Linked DNA regions of Homo sapiens: region 2 is linked to region 1. A link is a loop called in an ENCODE intact Hi-C map of the cell type or tissue named here. Cell type or tissue: Calu3. All regions are shown on one strand.

The links. Peaks named below come from ENCODE experiments on the same cell type or tissue, not always from the same donor. Only the 100,000 strongest peaks of a DNase experiment are listed, where the experiment ranks them.
Region 2: it touches region 1 in a loop (14-fold over the local background); 12 of 110 quality-filtered maps call a loop at or near these places.

What each region holds. Positions count from the first base shown.
Region 1 is chr17:66,973,801-66,977,800 of GRCh38, forward strand. The region is part of intron 1 of CACNG4 (calcium voltage-gated channel auxiliary subunit gamma 4); the gene reads left to right. Among named protein-coding and RNA genes, the nearest start is that of CACNG4, 11 kb to the left of the region's middle. RefSeq lists enhancers at 1,679-2,633, 2,634-3,587. In Calu3, no CTCF peak of the experiment used is centred here; a DNase peak (open chromatin) is centred at 1,931.
Region 2 is chr17:66,913,633-66,917,632 of GRCh38, forward strand. No RefSeq gene overlaps it. Among named protein-coding and RNA genes, the nearest start is that of CACNG4, 49 kb to the right of the region's middle. In Calu3, a CTCF peak has its summit at 1,634 (motif pointing right); a DNase peak (open chromatin) is centred at 1,689.

The sequences.
Region 1 (4,000 bases):
GTTCTAAGCTCCAGGGAGAGGCCAGGGAGGGCCTGCCTGGATCTGCCCCCAACGTCCCGTCCCCCAATTCTTGTTCTGTATCCCCATGAGACTCCGGGAAGTGCTGCGCGAGACTCTCTTTTCTGAACTGCGAGGCAGGACATGGTACCAGACAAAGGACTTTTTTTCTAGCATTATCAACTTCTTCCAATGAAAAACTTTTCAAAGCTGTGAAAATGACATCCCGTGATTTTACTGTTTGTTTACTTCTTCCCCCTTCAACCATAAAAGGAAGAAAGGGACAAGATAAATAAAGAGATGAGGGACTGGGGCGGATAGAAAAATCAAGTAGGAAAATGAGAGATGATGGCTGCGTCCAGCTAGTGTCCACAGTACCGACTGCAGAAGCCAGCTGGGGGCCGAGGCAGGCCACAGCTTTGTCGCTGAGCTTCCTGGAGGCCAGGACAAAGAAAGGAGTGTGGCCAGAGGTGTGTTCACAGGGGGCATACAATAAAAGGGGAATATTTCATAATAGAAGCCCAGCTCTTCCTGAAACAGAGGCCTAGAAAAAACGATGCCCCTTATTCGAGGGACATTCTGTTAAAATGGACTCTGTTGAAAAGGCAGCATGGGGTAGGGGAAAGAGGCCAGGCTTTGGGGTTGGACCTCTAGAGTTCAAAACCCCAGTTTCCAGGCAGCTGTGTAGCTTTGGGCAGGTTAGGTGACCTCTCTGAGTTCTTGTTGATGTCTGGAAAGTGGGATAATGAGGCAGTGAATGGAAAGGTGCCCAGCACATATCTATGGATGCCCCCCGCGCAGAGTGCTCGTTAGGGTACCTCTGGGTGGAATCAGTGGTCCCTGGTGTCTGCATTCTTCGAGGCTCCTGGGTGTGAGCCTATGAGGTGGAGACAATGACAGACTGAGCTGCCAACCCCGAATGTGCACAGGGGACCCTTCTGGTGAAGCACCACAGCCTTTACAAAGCAGCCACTTCCGCCCCCACAGGCCCCAGGCTCTCTGCAGGCTTTTCCCAGGGTCTATCTGGAGTTGGGCTTGAGTCAAACCCTTTCCTCCCCCATTAGTCCACGTGGAAGCCGCCGCATCAGATGGCTTTGCGGTGCATGGGCTTGCAAGGGCTTTGGACTTTAACTGGAGCTGCTCTTGCACCCCTCCCTCCCTCCCACCCTGACGCCGTGACTTGCCTCTGAGGACTGTAGACCCAGAGCAAGCTCTCCACGTCACCACATCCAACACGGCCTGCCTGCTACCATGGCAAGCCCACAGAGGTGGAGGTGTCGGGAAATGCTGTTTAACTGCCTCTCCTCCTTCCACCGCTATCACCCCATTTCTGAAGGAGAATGTGGAAAGGTAGAGGGCAGTTTCTTGACTCAAGCCCAGCTCCAGACAGAGCCTGGGAAAAACCAAATGAGTAAAAATCATCAGTCTCCCTGGCTCACCTGCCACTAGCATCTGTCACCTCCTGGGCCCAGGGACACAGGAAGGGGCTGGATCTTCATTCCAGCTCCCCCTTTCCTCCCCACCATGAGTCCACATGGAAGCAGCAGCATCAGACGGTCAGCATTGAAGCCACATGGCCCCGGGTTTGAGTCCAGACTCCCACTTGTCAGCTGTGTGTCTTCAGACAAATTGCCTAACCTCTCTGAACTTTGTTGTTCAGAGAGCAATTTTTCCTTCATTGTTAAGTTAGGAGCATCATAGAATCAACCCTGGGGTTGTGAAGTTATATGAGAAAAAACATGGAAAATACCCCTTCTCGTGCCTGGCACCTTATAGATATTCAAAACATATCATCGCTTTCTCTCTATTTCCATGTTTCCTGAACCATGGAATTTTTCCCAGAAGACATAAGTTGCCCAAATTTTGTAAGCTGCCCCAGGTCAGCTCACCAGCCTGCAGGGTCCAGGAATGGAAGAAGCTGAGCACCCCCCAGTGGAGGCCACGGTGTTATTTCCTCACCTCTCAGAGGCAGGGCGTTCTGAATGGCTCCTGTGAACTGCAAAATCAGAGACTGAGGCTCTCAGCTGGGAGCTGAAAGAGGGCCTAGCACCCAGGCTGTGGCTGGGCTGGGGATGGCAGCCACCCAGGTGTGTGTTCCCAACATCACATTTTCTGGCACAGTGACTTTGCCAAGTGCCCTAGCCTGGCCCCAAGGAGGCAGAGAGGAACTGGGGAACTTCCAGTAGCCTCAGGGGTGGGAACTGAGTGCCCAGATTGATACTCAGGAACAGAGACAGCGCTCGTGGGGGTTGTGACTGACCCTCGCATCTCCCTGTCACTTACCGACACCTGCCGAGAGCCCTGCCGCGTCAGGTGACCTCCCAGTGTCTCAGGGCCAGGGCCAGGGTAGAGGAGGACAAGGCACCGGAGTGAAAACCATCAGGATTGGAGTCAGGGGACCTGTGGCCTGGTCCTGACTCCGCCACTCACCATCTGGACAGTCTTTGGCTTGTCACTCAACCTCCTAGAGCCTCGGTTTGCTCGGCTGTCAAATTGGCAAATAAAACCTGTCCTCCCCTCCCTCCTCCCTCTGTCTTTCCTCTTTCCTCCTGTCGTCCTCCCCTCCCTTCTCCCTCCATCCTCCCCTCCCTCCAACTTCTTTCCATCCCTCCATCCTTCCCACCTCCATCCCTCTCTCTAACTTCCACCCTCCTCCCTCCAACTTCCCTCCCTCCTTCCAGCTTTCCTCTATCCTCTCCATCCTCCCTCTTTCCCTCCCTCCATCCTCCCTCCCTCCTTCCTCTCTTTATTCTTTCTTCCTGGTCCCTCCCTCCCTGCATCTTCCATTCCTCCTTTCTCCTCCCCATCGTCCCTCCTCCCTGCCTTCATCTTCTTTCTATCCCTGAGTCCTCCCTGCCCCGCCCCACCCCCAGGGTTCTGTGAACATCCAAGCCAAGGATGTTTGTGAAAGTGCTGTGAGAAGCACAGCGGCCGTGCTCCCACAGAGGCACCACACAGGACACAGTGACTTCAGGCTCCTTTTCTTGGAAACACTGTTGGCTGTGGCCTCTTTTCCCTCTGACACCTTGGCAAGGAGGAGCCTGCTGGTGGTAACCTCACACGTCGGCTGTGCTTCCCGCCAGTGTGGTCTCGCTTGGACAGCACCGCCCCCTCCGTCTCCAGCCCACTCAGTCACCAGTTCATCCATCCAGCAAATGCTGCCAAGAGCCTGCTCTGTGCCTAGCAGAGACAGAAGTCCCTCTCCTGCAGTATCCCTCGGGGTTCCTTTCACCCTCCCCAGGCCTATGGGCTCCACCTCCGACACACGCCCACTGCCTTCCTTCCCTCCACCTCTCTCCATCTCAGAGCACTCCCAGCTCTGTCATCTCTCGCCTGGATGCCCGCTGTAGAGTCCTGACTGGTCACTCTCCCTGCTCTCCACACACAGCCAGAAAGAGCTTGTAAAAATATCAACCAGATCACATCATTCCCCAGCTCAGTACCTTCTGGTGAGAACACATCCCTCTGTGATAAAGTCAGGCTCATTCCCTGATACCTGAAGCCCCATGGATCCAGCCCGCCCCACGGATCCAGCCCGCCCCACTTTCTGACTCTCCAGGAGCTTCGTGCGCAGAAGGGAGTCGAAGATGACATCTGAACTAAGTCTGTGTGATGGTCAATAGGACGGGGGTTGTGGGTGGGGGATCGATGAGACCTGCATTTGAATCCTGCTCTGCCCTGTGTTAGCTCTGTGACCTTGGACAGACTCCTTAGCTTCTCTGGGCCTCAGTTATTTTCTCATCTGTAAAATGGGGATATAATGATAGACCCTCCCCTCCCCCATCTCATCAGATGATCAGAACGATTAAATGAGATTGGACATGGGAAGCCCTGAGGGTGGCCCAGGCACCACGGGGCAGGGAGCAGAGCTGGGTGCAGAACCAGACCTCACCTCTCTCTTGTTTTTTTCTGAGAGCTACCACACGCACCTGCAGGGCCAGGGGCTGCCTTGGAGAGCAGAATTACTTAAAACTGTGTCGTCCTTAGGTGTTTGTGGGGCACC
Region 2 (4,000 bases), 60 kb before region 1:
CTGTAATCCCAGTACTTTGGGAGGCTGAGGAGGGAGGATCACAAGGTCAGGAGATGGAGACCATCCTGGCCAACATGGTGAAACCCTTTCTCTACTAAAAATATAAAAATCAGCTGGGCATGGTGGCATGTGCTTGTAATCCCAGCTACTTGGGAGGCTGAGGCAGGAGAATCGCTTGAACCAGGGAGTTGGAGGTTGCAGTGAGCTGAGATTGTGCCACTGCACTCCAGCCTGGAGACAGAGTGAGACTCCATCTCAAAAACAAAACAAAACAAAACAAAACCAAAAAACCCACCTAGAATCTGATCCCTTCTTACCCACTTTATTGCTACCATCCCCGTCCGAGCCACAGACAACTCTCACTGGAATTATTGACATGGTCTGTGGTCTCCGCCAGCAGCCAGGAGGATCTCGGGAAATCCGAGCCCTCCATAGCTCCCCTCTCACCCTCTGGGTTACAGCAGCCTTACAACATCAGTGGGCTCAGCTGCTGGCTGTCTCCAAATGAGGCAAAGAGAAGGTCAGGGCCGAAGTCCTGGGTCTGCACTAGAGGCTGCGTGCTTTCCTGGCCTCACCTCTCACTTCTTCCCCCTCCGTGGATCCCCCCAGCATGCTTCCCTGCCCCAGGGCAGCTGCTTCCTACCCCTGAAACTCTCTTATTTTCTTTCTCTTTTTTTTTTTTTTGAGACAGGATCTCTCTTTATCGCCCAGGCTGGAGTATAGTGGCAAGATCACAGCTCACTGCAGCCTCAACCTCCGGGCTCAAGCAATCCCCCCACCTTAGCTCCCTAAAGTAGCTGAGACTACAGATGCACACCACTATGTCTGGCTAATTTCTGTATTTTTTTGTAGAGATGGGCTCTCACTATATTGTCCAGGTTGGTCTCAAACTCCCGAGCTCAAGTGATCTACCCTCCTTGGACTCCCAAAGTGCTGGGATTATAGGTGTGGGCCACCTCACCTGGACCTGAAACTCTCTTCTAATCAATATCTGCTTGGCTACCCCTGTCACCCCTTCAGTCTTTTCTGACCTTCTTGGCCAGGCCTTCCCTTGCTGGACCATTGAACATTGCAACTCCAGCCAAGCACCCCCTACCTCTCTTCCTGGACTATTTCCCTCCACCTGCAAACACCCGACACGCTTAGCATTCTGGTGTGTTCTTCACTGTGTATCTCCCTCACTAGAACATAAGCTCACGAGGGCAGGGATTTTTGTCTACTCTGATCACTGACATATCCACAGTGCCTAAACCAGGGCGTGGCAGATATCAGGTGGTCAATAAACCTTTGGTGCATGGAAAAGTGAGGGAATCCATGGCCAAGTTATTTCACCCCATGATGCTTCTGTGAGGCCGTCCAGGATGGTGCTTTGCAAACTTTAGAATGTGTCATAATGACACAGAAAGCTGGTCGAGTGGACAGCTGGACTCTGCCCCAGAGATTCTGCTTTGGGGTCTCGGGAGGAGGTGAGATGCACCATTTCTAAGAAGTCCTGGGTCTTGCTGATGCTGTGGCTGGTCCAGTATTTCACTGCTGTTCAGGGGTTAGATGAAACCCTGGGGCAGGGAGAGGGAGGCAGGCACCTACCAGGGACAGTGGTATGATGAGAGCCTCCCTTGTGCCAATGGAGCTCCCACTGGCTTTGCCAGCCCAGGAGGGGGAGCCTCTGCCTGCTGGAAGCTCTGCAGAAGTGGGAGGTGGAAGGGAGGCTGGCAGGAGCCACCCCGGAAATCAGCACTGGGGCAGCACTCAGCCCTCCTTCCTGCCAGGGTGTCCAGCCCAGACTTGACCCACTGGCCAGGAAATAGCAGGAGATGTGTCCTTGGTGCACAAGCAGCCCGGAAAACCCCCTTTGCCCCCGAAAACCAGTTGTCGTCACTTTAAGGAAGCACTTATAGATCCCACGCAGGTCCTGAGCCGCACCCAGTCACACAGGTGCCGATCTCACCTGCATTCTCTCTGTTCATTTGTAATTCCACCCCCTCCTCCCCATCTTCCTCTTCCTTCTCTCTCTCTCTCTCTCACACACACACACACACATGTGCACGCACACACACACACACGATCATCCCTCCTAACTCCTCCACCTCACACACAGAAGGCATGCATCCCTCATCCCACCCACAGAAGTCCACACGCAAGTGCACCCCTCACATCTTACACTCCTACCTCTCCCACAAGCATGCACACGTGTGTGCCTGCAGCTCATGTACACAGAAAGGCCCAAAGGGTCTCTGCCAATCTCCTCACCCACACACACCTCGAACGCACCTCTCTCCAGAAAGACACATATGCAAGCCCAGAGCCTCACCCATACCCATGCCTGACACACACACACACATGCACACAGGCACACACACATTCTTGAGCACATGCATGCACGCACACACAGCATGCACACACAGGCGCATGCACACACGGACATGCACAGACACACGCACGTGCACAGGTGCACACACGCACACACCACCCCTTCTTCCCCTAAGTCTTCTCTAGGAGTTTTTGGTCCTAGCTTTGCTCTGCCATCTTGAAGACACGTCCCACAGGGTATGGCTTCCGTCACGCCCAAATTCCTGTCCTGAGCCTTGATCTGCCCACCCTCAGGCCCACCTCCGGGAGAGGAGATGCATGCTCAGGATACTCTCCAGGAGCAGCTAGGAGGCGGCATTCTAGAATCAACACCACTCATTTCTGCAGGTGCAGGGGAATCATCATCCTGCTAGCAAGCAAAGGCACCTGTAGTCTGCTGGGCGCTGTTCAGACCCCAGGAAATGAGAAATAAGAAGCTTCAGGCCCTGCCTTTAAAGAGCTCACAATCCAGGCAAGAGAGTAGAGGGGCAGCTCTGGATGTTAGGTGCTATTATATGGTTACTGGAGACCCTGGGGACCCAGATGGGAGTTGTCAGACCTGCTTGGATGGACTACAAAGGGGAGGATGGTTGGGCAGGGCCTTAAAGAGTGAGCAGGCATTTGGCCAGGCAGGCAAGGAGCCTAAGACACTCCAGGCAGCAGAGAAAGGACAGAGACCTAAGTGAGCTTGCCCCCCTTGGGGAGCTACCAATCGTTTTGTGTGATCACAGCAAGGCAGGGAGGTGGAGGGCAAGTGGAGGATGCGAGGCTGGAGAAGTAAAGGGACCTCATCACTAAGGAGCTGGTGCAAGACTACGGTGCTTGGGCAGCCTTATTGTTTGGGTGATGGAGAGCTGTTGGAAGTCACTAGATTTGTGTTACATGGGGGTCACGCTGGTGGAGACAGAAAGGAGTGGGAATGGTACTAGAGATAGAAAGGCCCAGAGGCACCCATGGATATAGCATAGGATTAGATTTGGCTACAAAAAATCCAAAATAATAGTAGCTTAACAAGGTAAAATTCTTAATTCTCTCTCATATCCAAGAAGCGGGGAGGTATGGCTTGTGTGGCTCTCATGGTATCAGGGACCTAGGCTTTCTATCTTGTTGTTGTGACACAAAGGGATTCCATTCCTATAATCATGTGATCCAAAGTGGCTGCTGGAGCTCCAGGCATCACATCTACATTCCAGTTAGGGGGAAAAGGGAAAAGAAAACAATACCTTCTATTTAAGGACAATTACTAAAAGTTACCTATACAAATTATCTTACATAGTTTAGGGTGGGATGTAGTCATATGGGTCTCACCTTGCTACAAAGAGAGGCTAGGAAATGCAGTCTTTATTCAAGGTGGCCAGGTGCCCAGCCAAACACTAAGGGTTCTGTGACTATGGCACTTGGTGGTGGAGTGGTCGTGAGCCTGGCTTTAGCTGGGAGGCTTCTACACTACATTACTTTGACCAAAGGCAGACACATGAACACACCCACCTTCCTCCCTCAGACGATATTCTCTCCAAACTGAGCTGCAGACTCCAACCTCTTCTCCGATGATGTGCCGGACATCATAGGGAACATGAGAGAGATGTAAGACGGTCTGCAAAGCTTACAGTTTCCTTCAAGAGTCCAAAAAAAGGCACAAAATAGACAATAG